Regions from separate parts of the Homo sapiens genome. Here region 2 is linked to region 1. A link is an interaction called in ENCODE POLR2A ChIA-PET data of the cell type or tissue named here. Cell type or tissue: B cell. All regions are shown on one strand. Region 1 overlaps TCF4 (transcription factor 4). Region 2 overlaps TCF4 (transcription factor 4).

What was found. ChIA-PET counts read pairs that join two places held together with the same protein. Peaks named below come from ENCODE experiments on the same cell type or tissue, not always from the same donor. Only the 100,000 strongest peaks of a DNase experiment are listed, where the experiment ranks them.
Region 2: POLR2A ChIA-PET joins it to region 1 with 9 read pairs; 1 of 35 experiments calls an interaction of 5 or more read pairs at or near these places.

The regions. Positions count from the first base shown.
Region 1 is chr18:55,272,365-55,277,364 of GRCh38, reverse strand. TCF4 (transcription factor 4) reads left to right here. Exons shown (of 20, transcript NM_001083962.2): 10 at 1,613-1,746. Among named protein-coding and RNA genes, the nearest start is that of LINC01929, 150 kb to the right of the region's middle. In B cell, CTCF peaks have their summits at 1,916 and 2,121 (motif pointing right); a DNase peak (open chromatin) is centred at 2,174; H3K27ac peaks cover 4,399 bases.
Region 2 is chr18:55,460,992-55,465,991 of GRCh38, reverse strand. TCF4 (transcription factor 4) reads left to right here. Exons shown (of 20, transcript NM_001083962.2): 4 at 1,855-1,916; 5 at 4,877-4,973. The region is part of intron 1 of TCF4-AS1 (TCF4 antisense RNA 1); the gene reads right to left. Among named protein-coding and RNA genes, the nearest start is that of TCF4-AS1, 11 kb to the right of the region's middle. In B cell, a CTCF peak has its summit at 500; a DNase peak (open chromatin) is centred at 481; H3K4me3 peaks cover 409 bases; H3K27ac peaks cover 1,520 bases.

The DNA.
Region 1 (5,000 bases):
ATATATGTTTTCAATTTATTTGTCATATGTGCCATCTATTTAAAATGTTAGTGATCTTGAACTTCATATTTGAATTTAAGGTGACATTTAAACCTCTGTAATCTAAGGACTAAAGCTCAAGTACATGAATGATAACTTTAAAAAAAATCATGTGTTTTCACATGATGGCCACAGAAACAGTTGCATCATGGTCCTGTCCCACATCAGCTTCCTTTCAGTAGAGGGGTACTTGGTGCCCTGAGAATTCAAGACTTGAAGGAATATGCAATTAAGGTGAAAGATGTTCAGAAACTGTCTGGGGCATATTGTAAACTCACTACTGTGGCCTCTTATTTGTAACTTCAATTTCCATCTTCTAGTTAAAACTCTGAAGTTGTCAAAATCACAGACATGATTTTGCTTGCATGGTTCTTAAAGAGAGGAATCTGCAAACTATTCCTCCCAATATGAAATGAGTCCAGTTACAAAATTCTAACTTCCGGATTTAAGAACTCAATGAAAAAGAGCTTCACGAAATACAGTGTCAGATTTAACTTTTCTATTGCCTAACTTTTTAATAGGCCTTTACTATATAAAATGTTATGGTGAAAATAATCTTATTTTCAAGGAAGCAATATCTGCTATACATTTAACAGCCAGCTGATGGCCTAGTGTATACCTAGTACTCAATACTTTTTGTTAAACTATTGAAACAAAGAAAAAATGAATGAATTTAGCAGTAATGTAGATCATCTTTTCCCTTAGGCTTGGGAAACCAAACCTAAACATTAGCAATCATTAATAATAACCTGTAGGCCAATAGGCCCAGAGAATGAAAAAATCCGTAGGGATGTTTTTAATAAGAATGTTAACAAAAGGTTAACCTTATGTTGAAAGATACTTTATATAATTTTAAACCTCTATAATTCATAAATCGTTTTATAAAATCCAGAGACTCTCAAAAATATCTGTAATATAATAGCTACCTAGGGCATGTTTGTACCCTTTGGATTGCTACTGAAGGTTTAAGATAGCTATATACCTATACACCAAAAAATAAAAATAAAATATCCTAAGAACTATATATTTGAGATTCATCTTCTCTGCATGCCGTAATATAATTATAATTCCAACTTTAATTCTATTTATTGTATATGTTAAAAATGAAATTAAACATTTTCAATCTGAGATTTTTTAAAATTAATACTTCTTTACATGCTTTTAAAACTTGTCAACTTTGTAATTTCTCAAGTACTTTTCACCCCAAAGTTTAGGAACAATTTAACTTTTTAGTTGGTTTTCATAGAAAAAACAGTTAGAAGACTTCTAAGAAATGTTTCCTTTAGCAGTAATTACCTTGCGACTTGACATAATTCATGGTAGAAATATACTCTGTTGTTCTTTTACAGTTCAATTTTTACCAAGAACACTTTAACTTTTTTAAGTGTTTATATTTGTTTGACAATATAGAGCCACTTGGGAAGAAATGATGACTGTCTTCTGATGTAATCAGCTAACCAACACAAAGATGAATAACACAACAGGCAGTCATTTTCAAGTATATGAAAAAACCCTATTCTATAAGGCAAGGCTGAATGCCTCAGAAAGTCATGGTTGTCTTTGTCCTTTACAGATGGCCATCACAGCAGTGACCCTTGGAGCTCCTCCAGTGGGATGAATCAGCCTGGCTATGCAGGAATGTTGGGCAACTCTTCTCATATTCCACAGTCCAGCAGCTACTGTAGCCTGCATCCACATGAACGTTTGGTAAGGCAGACATACACGGTAACGGGAATGTCACAGCTAGTTGATTAAACCTCGTCCTCTGTCTTTCCATGCATATACACAAGGACTCTGCAAATAAGTGCAAAAATGGCACACACCCATTATTCTTAAGTTGTATTGTTTCTGTGATCAAAGACATAACAGGTTCAAATCACCTTTGTAAATTCTTCCAGATTCTCTCTGGCATTGTTCTTTTGTTTATTGTGTTTTGCTCTGTGCCTTCTTTATCACAATGTCAGCTTCCTTGGGTACATAAATAGATACCTATTTAAGTTGTAGAATCTTAACATGGTGGTTCCTGGTTTTTTTTTTTTTTTTTTTTTTTCTATCTGTAGTTTCAAAAGATGTACTGCAGAGGGCAGAGTGACAGTCGGTAGATTATATGCATCACCCAGGAGCATTTCATTTCCCATTGACTGGCCTATGTCAGCTTTGGCCTGTTGTGATGTATCCAAAAGAAGGAGTTTGTATTTTCTGTAGACTTCCATCAGTAAGAGAAACCATGAGGTTTCTACATAGATCAGATTCCCATTTTTCAGTATTTTAACTTTAATTCCCATCCCAGCCTGCCACTCATACTGTGTTTTGCGTCACTCCAGGTGAAAACTGGTGGGCTCTAGAATGTTAGGTCTTTCATTACTAAACATTTCCACTCTGTCCATCACCTACATTCATCTATCATAGTATGTCTCTTTATCCTGGAGGAAACAACTCAGCTGACTTTCTTCTAGCCTTAAATATCACCACAGCCCAGAATCCACTGTTGAACTTAAGTCTGTCATTAAAGAGAGGAAAGAGCCTAGATCTTGAGTGAGATTTGGGATGCAGATAAGATGAAACTTGAATCCCTTGTGCAAGAACATAGCTTAAACAATATGTGGACCTCACATCCTACAAATGCGAAAGCATATGGGAAATCCAGTGATCCCAGGTGATACTTACATCACTACTATTCATCTTGCATTTGCCCCTTTTTCTTCTTCTCATATCTACACTTAGGTTTCTTTCTCTGTTCTGATAAAGGAAATCATTCTGGATTCATGTGGTCTTTGCTCTCTTTTGCTCAACCAGTACAGATAAGAAACAGGATCTGATCTCCTACTCCAATAATCAAAAAAATTCCAGAAGTTAAGATTTCTGATATCCTTGAAAATCCGTATTTAGTTGGTCCTAGTGGTAGAGATGCTAAGTAGTCAATTAGCCTATACATTCCTGAGAGGCAGACAGTGGAAATGGTATTGGCCTTTTTGTATCACCTCCCAAGATTGAATGTGTAAATCACAAACTATCTCACATTTCAGCACATTTCCAGTAAATAGCAGATGACTTATTTTCAAATTTTCTCTTTTCCCACCTCCTATTTGGAGATATTAGAGTGAAAGCTTAGAGAAATATCAACTATATCAACTATTATTATGCTAGAATCCGTTTTGGCTAAAATTTTCATTTCTGCACCATCATTTTCCACTTCTGTGGGAACTCATGGTCAAAACTGTATGTGTCCTATGAGCAAGGAAAGTTTTGATTACAAATAAAAGTTTTAGGCACTATACCGCATGTTGGAATTTCAGTTCTTTTAAGAGTTGCCCATTTGACATTAATTTTTCTTCCCTTCTGTGTTTCTTTCTTTCTTCTCCTATCATGCTCAAGAGTTTTGAGTTAGGCGATTTGATTTTATCCTAGTCCAGTTCACTGCATGGGAAGTAGCTTTAAAATGTGCTTCCATGCACAAAAAGTATAATTTCAAAATGGAAACCAACTATATTCCTTTTAGAAAAAATTTTACAGAACCAAAACAATATTATGAACTAGAGAGAAAATATCATTTTGAAGTAGTAACCCAGTAGGCTATATCAGAAGCCATATTTGCAATGCCATTTACCTATCACGAAACACAGGATTTTCATTTTTCATCTGAACAGTTAACAGATTTCAGAGAGTAGAGTTTTTGTTTTAAAGGAGACATGAATAAGCTATCTTGCAATGTATACTAATGAATTTTCCCACTGTTAGTGAAACTATTGAATTATTATATCTAGTTGTCATTGTACTTTCAGTATTTAACCATGTGAAAATCTTTTACTGAAGTGACTTAGAAGAATCTGACACTGACAATACTTTGAATATATAGTAGCAGTTGGTGTCCTTTCAGTTGAAAATAATGGTAGTTCCTTATAATTTTATTCTTAGCATCTGGCTAGCCCCATACTGAACAAAGGGATAGTTTAAGAAAAAGCTAAGCGCTGTTCCTGGATTATTTGGGGTATAATTTGGCCAAGTTGATATTATCTGTAAAGATAAAATATTTTAAAAACATCATTGCCTTCATCACTTTATGCCATGTTATAACAGAATGTGTAATTATAAAGCTTAAGATCCACATATTTCAGTAGCGACTGTCAAGTTACTGATGTTTAGTCTTTAAATCCCCTTTACAGTTTTAGCCTGTCCAACAGAATCCCACAGCTAATCATTACTGTGTTACACATACCCACACAAAATCACTCAGATGAATGGAGTTTGCGGTTAAAGTTTGGAATGGGTTGTTGTAGATGATTTTATGTTTGGAATGACTTGGCAGAGTTCTTTTTAAGAACAGGATAGAGTCCTCACTGTCTGGCATGATTTAGGCATGGTCTTTGCACTACAGGGCGAAACAGTCCTAGGAGTCTGGAATTTTCCTTTAAAGGAAGTTCTGTTTTCTTTTATTTTTTTGTAACATAAACCCTTACTTCAGTAATTCTCAACTGATGGCAGTTTTTCCCTTCAGGGAACGTTTGGTGATGTCTGGGGACATTTTCATTGTTACAACTAGGGGCTAGATGCTACTGGAATCCAGTGCGTAGAGGCTAGGGGTGCTGGTAAACATGACGTCATGTATGGGAGAGCCTCCACAGCAAAGAATTGTCTGGCACAAAAGATCAGTAGTGCTAAGGTTGTGAAATCCTGCCCAAACCCAAAGCATGATTTTATTCTTATTTATGTGCACCAGTTATTATATTTTTCTAATGTTTGAATTATCAACCAGTATATCAGTAATGGAAACATTTCCAACAATTACTCTGTTAATAGACACGAAATACAGGACTCTTGGGCATCATAAGTTAAAATGAACGAATAGTGGGCATGTAAAGCCTCGCACTTTGTCACACTCCTCATGTCCTTTGTAGCAAGCAGGAAAGACAGTAATAGCTGGAGTAAGAGACTAAGAGGACCTCTTATAGTTTATCCCTAAA
Region 2 (5,000 bases), 190 kb before region 1:
AATCCTCTTTTAAAATTGAAAAGATAAAATGAGTCCAAACAATTTGAAATCTTATGGTACTTATAGGGATTCAAATCTGTTCCTCCATTACTTTTTGGCCAAATTCAAGAGGAGAAATCTCTCAAATGAATCCAAGCTGGCTGTTATAGGTGAAAAGAAAGTCAAGATGCGCCAGACTTTTAAAAGCTTGCAGTGGTTGAGAGATTTTGTTATTTATACACTTTTTATTTTGGCTGAAAATATTTGGTTTTTGTTTAAGAATTAAGAGAACCGTGTAGGCTACAAAATTTATTTATGTGCGAATCCCAGAGGGTTGTAAGTAGCTTCTTTGTGTGCTTCAGTTCAACATATACAGGATAGGCCAGCATGTTGGATTGTTAAACAGCAGATCTGGGGAAGGTTTTACACCTTTTCTCTAGGCTTGGTGCAGTCCCGAGAGCTTTCTTGACATGCCTTGAAGCTCACAGTGCACTGATTTAAACTGTCCATAGGGGACATCTGTTTGCAGTTTGTGTTATCTGCTGAAGCACCAACTAAAAGGAAGTGAAATAATATTTGTCATTAAAAAAAAAAAGAGAAGTTAATTTAATGGTAATAACTTAGTTGTTGTTGCTTTTCTATCTCTTAAGATATTCTGAAACACCATGTACTCTACTGTATCCCAAAATAAATAAATTAATTATACTATGATTACTTCTGCTGATAATAAAATAGCAGTAATAATAAAAGGAATGACAGTAGAGCATTAAGAGAATAAACAGTATCACTGAAATGTGAGGAAACACAATAAATGGGATTGTGTCTCCTGAACCTTAGTTTCACACTTCCTCCTCCACTTCTGTCAGAGGGTGTTTGTGATGGCCGTCTGTTATCAGCCGTGATCAAAATAATATAACAGTGAAACTTTTTATACTTATGAAGGCCCTTTCATCAAAAATCTCACAGCCATTTCTAAATATAGAGCAACTGATCTTTAAAACACTTTTATGTTTTAAGCAATTAATATGGTAACTTAGCTGTTAGACTTTCCATCCTGCGTATTTGCCATTTGGAGCGTGGATGGAACATTTCGTAATCTACTCAGCATTAAAACTTTGCTGGTATTGAGTTTAGAATTCCAACTTTTCGATGGTTCATGTAGGTCTTTTCACTGTCATCTATCAAAACAAAACATTGCTTTATAATGGAATAACCACATTCATTTCCACATATCAAAACCCAGATTAAGGATTATAGACCAAATGGTATGTCTAGTTTAAAAAAAAAAGGAAAGACAGAGACAGTATTGTCTTAACCTAAAAAAAAGTTTTGTTTCAGTCCTAATATCCCTGTAATGTGCTGGTGGAAATAGACTACTGAATACTTTCTCAGTCTCATTTTCTGTTGCATGTCTGGTGTCTTCTGTGATAAGCCTGGGCTATGGAACAAAAAGGATCCAAGAGCATTATGGCGAGGATGCTAAAGGTGTTAGTGTGGATATTTACCTTAATTTAACTTTTTTTGCATTAAAGTTATGTTAGTGCATTTTTAAACTTATTTTATCCAAAAGATTGTAATAAAACTTTAAGTACAGTTTCACATCTATAAAGACTGAGGCTATCAAACACTGTGAAGGATGGAAGTAATTTTTATGTTTATACCTCTGGTTCCTGAGGGTCCAGTTCATTTCTACTGTGAATTTAAATGAGTTAATTTAAGTAGATGGGTCAGAAGCCACTATCATCATGGTAGCCCGGTGCCTGGTTCTTAATTAAAGGCAACAGGAGATTAATTTGAAACATTAATTTGAAAGTGCATATACAAAAAGAAAAAATTACTGCAAGAAAGCCTAAAGAACTTTTCTCTTGTCCCTAGATGTAGAAGACAGAAGTAGCTCAGGGTCCTGGGGGAATGGAGGACATCCAAGCCCGTCCAGGGTAAGTATATCTAATCTTTTCTCCCACAACCAGACATCCCACATATGTAAATTGACAAACAGAAGGTGTGTTTCTCTCTCTCTCTCTCTCTCTCTCTCACACACACACACACACACACACACACACAGAGGCATGGGCATGCACACGCACACAAACACACACGCATATATGTGCATACTAAGTTTAATGAGGATCAGCTTGACTTTGGAATTTTTTTCCCCCATTCTCTTATTGGATGCTGTTATTCAATTTGACACCTGTTCCACTTCTGCTAACCAGAAGAAAATTCCTTCGTTACATGTTTGGTCTTTCTTTTGTCAGTTATTGATCCATATTACATAATGCTGTTTGTTGTAGATGGAAAAACTTAAAAAAATTCCTAATATCCCTATAAGGTATTGGTGTGAATAGACTACTGAATAATCCCAAAGATACACTATGAAGTTCTATCCTACCAGTATAATCTACGTACTGAATCTGAGTTGATTTCGCTATGTAGACATGTTATCATTCCACCAGTAGGGACTTTGATCACTAGATGGATCATTCATTTATTTGCCCTCAACTTTTTGCTATTCTTCTCCACAGTTTTCCTACATGCATTGGTTGTTTCTTGGGGAAGACCCAAGGAATATAATGTAATAGGAATGTAATAGGAAGACCATGGAATAAGAGTTGGGTGGGTGGTTAAGCAATACGTGTTTCTTGTATGTATATGATCTTGGGCATGTCATTTCACCTCTTGGGTCCTCATTTTCTTATTTTGCAAAATGAGGAAGTAGATCCAGAGGATCATCTGTGTTTCTTCCAGTTTAAATATTCATGATTTTGTATGAAATTTCTTTAACTGAATCATTGCTAGGCCCTCTAAAATCCATGTCAGTTTTTATGATGTACATACAATGCCCCAGATTAAAAGTACACTTCGTGTACATGGTAAAACCAGCATGTCTTCCTTTCCCAACCAGCTATATATATATAGATGAAGCATTCTGCAGGGAGGGTAACATTTTACTGTAAGTGTTCACACAAATTTGGGTTGGGGGAAGGTTCCATTTTGGCATAAGAGGCAGGGAAGGTAATCAAGCTGTCAAAATGAGGGCATTTCAGCAAGTCAGAGCTAGACATTTCCACCTGTCCTTGGCATTGTGATCCTTAGTCTAGTGTTCAGGGTACAGCAGGATCTCTAAGCTTACCAGTAACTTTGTGAGCCCTTACACCAGCTGTCGAGCTTGACATTCTAATGCTTTATATGGATGGGTTGAGGAAATCTTTCCTCCTCCTCATGTTACAGTCTGCACTTGCAGAAATAAATCCATTCCCCTTGACAGCAAGTGGAGATCATAGAACTCCCCTCAATTGTTTAGTTCATCCAGATTTTCACAATTTCTTATGATTTATCCATTCAGTACACATGGTACTTTTAATTGTGTTTCAGAAAACAAGGTCTGTTTAGAATCATCTTAATTTAGGATTAAAACTAACTAGCTTTTGGTTTTTGTTAGCTGTCCTGCCATTTTTCTCAAGGAATATATTGGTGAATAATTTCAAACCAATTTTGTGTAATTTATATTTTCTAAATCCAGAAGTTTGCATGAGACAAATCATTTGTGGCAGATTTATACCCAGGCGTACTTTCAAGGTCTCTCTTTTTTCATCTTAACATGGGGATAGTGTCTACCTTACAGCACTGTGCTGAGGATTAAATTAGATAATATATATTAAGCTTTTAGTACACTATCTAGGATGAGGACACTTAATAAGTGATAATTAGCATTATGCAATGCCTGGTATAGAGTGAGTGAGTGTACTATGATGGGTATTTAAAATGTAGCCTCTTTTTATAGATGGACATGTTGGCAGAATTAGATTACAGTATCAGGCAAGTTAATTGTTATACACGAGGAAAGGTGATTGAGAACGGGGTAGTTTTCCTTAAGGTTGAGGGGATGTGTCTTTTCCTTGTTCATGCAGCAGCCCTCTCTTTTGTGTGGGCAGATTTTGCCCTTTGGCTCACATGCAACCGATACCTCTGAGTAAATTTGACTTAGACTTTCATGGGCAGTTCCACCAGCTGAGCAGAATGACTTTTTCCCCCCTTTTTGGTCACTTTATGCACTTTAGTAGACTGAAAGTTGAACCATGTAGTATAGATGATTTTAACTCTTTCCTATTGCGTTATCAAATTTCCCCATTAAAATTAAGTAACTGGACAGCTTAAGAACATTGTTTTAATTTTAAATTCCCCTTAAAACAATAAGCTGATTGTAATAATGAAATATTTCTGTCAAAATTTGTCTGCCTTACAACTGGTTGTTTTTTGTGACATGCTTTGTCCAACTCCAGAAATGCTAATTTATGCTAATGTTTTGATGTTCATATCCTAGTTAAACCCTAATATTCTTAACTTTCTTATGTGTTAATTACTTATGTGACAATCTAGTTCTCTTACAACCACAATACCACAATAGTAACTATAATAAAACATTGAAACTTCAGTATCCTAACACCAAATGTTATTGTTTGAATGGCTCTATCTTGGTCTTTGAAAAGCAATTCATTGCATGCTATGCCTAATTTTCCCTTGTGGCACAATTTTGCTTTAATGTGGCCTTATTAAAATAATAATTTTTAACATAAGCAATATACTTTGTATGTGTCTGGTGTCTTACATACACTATTTTATTTAATCATGTCAACAACTCCATGCAGTTGATACCATTATTATTATTCCTAAGATTTCTCAGCTATTATGAGGAAAATTTGGACTTCGTAGACTCTAGAGCTTTCTTTTAGCCACTATACCTGTGAAAGTGCAGATTCCTTCTAGTGAAGTTCCAGGGAGGGAATAGTGGACTCCAATTTCTTTGGAGGGGAGAAGTTTTGGTAGTGGAGCTATGTTTGTTTATGTGCTGTTTATTAATATAAAATAATAACTTACACTGTCATTTTATTTACAGAACTATGGAGATGGGACTCCCTATGACCACATGACCAGCAGGGACCTTGGGTCACATGACAATCTCTCTCCACCTTTTGTCAATTCCAGAATACAAAGTAAGACCCATTTTAAATTAACTTACA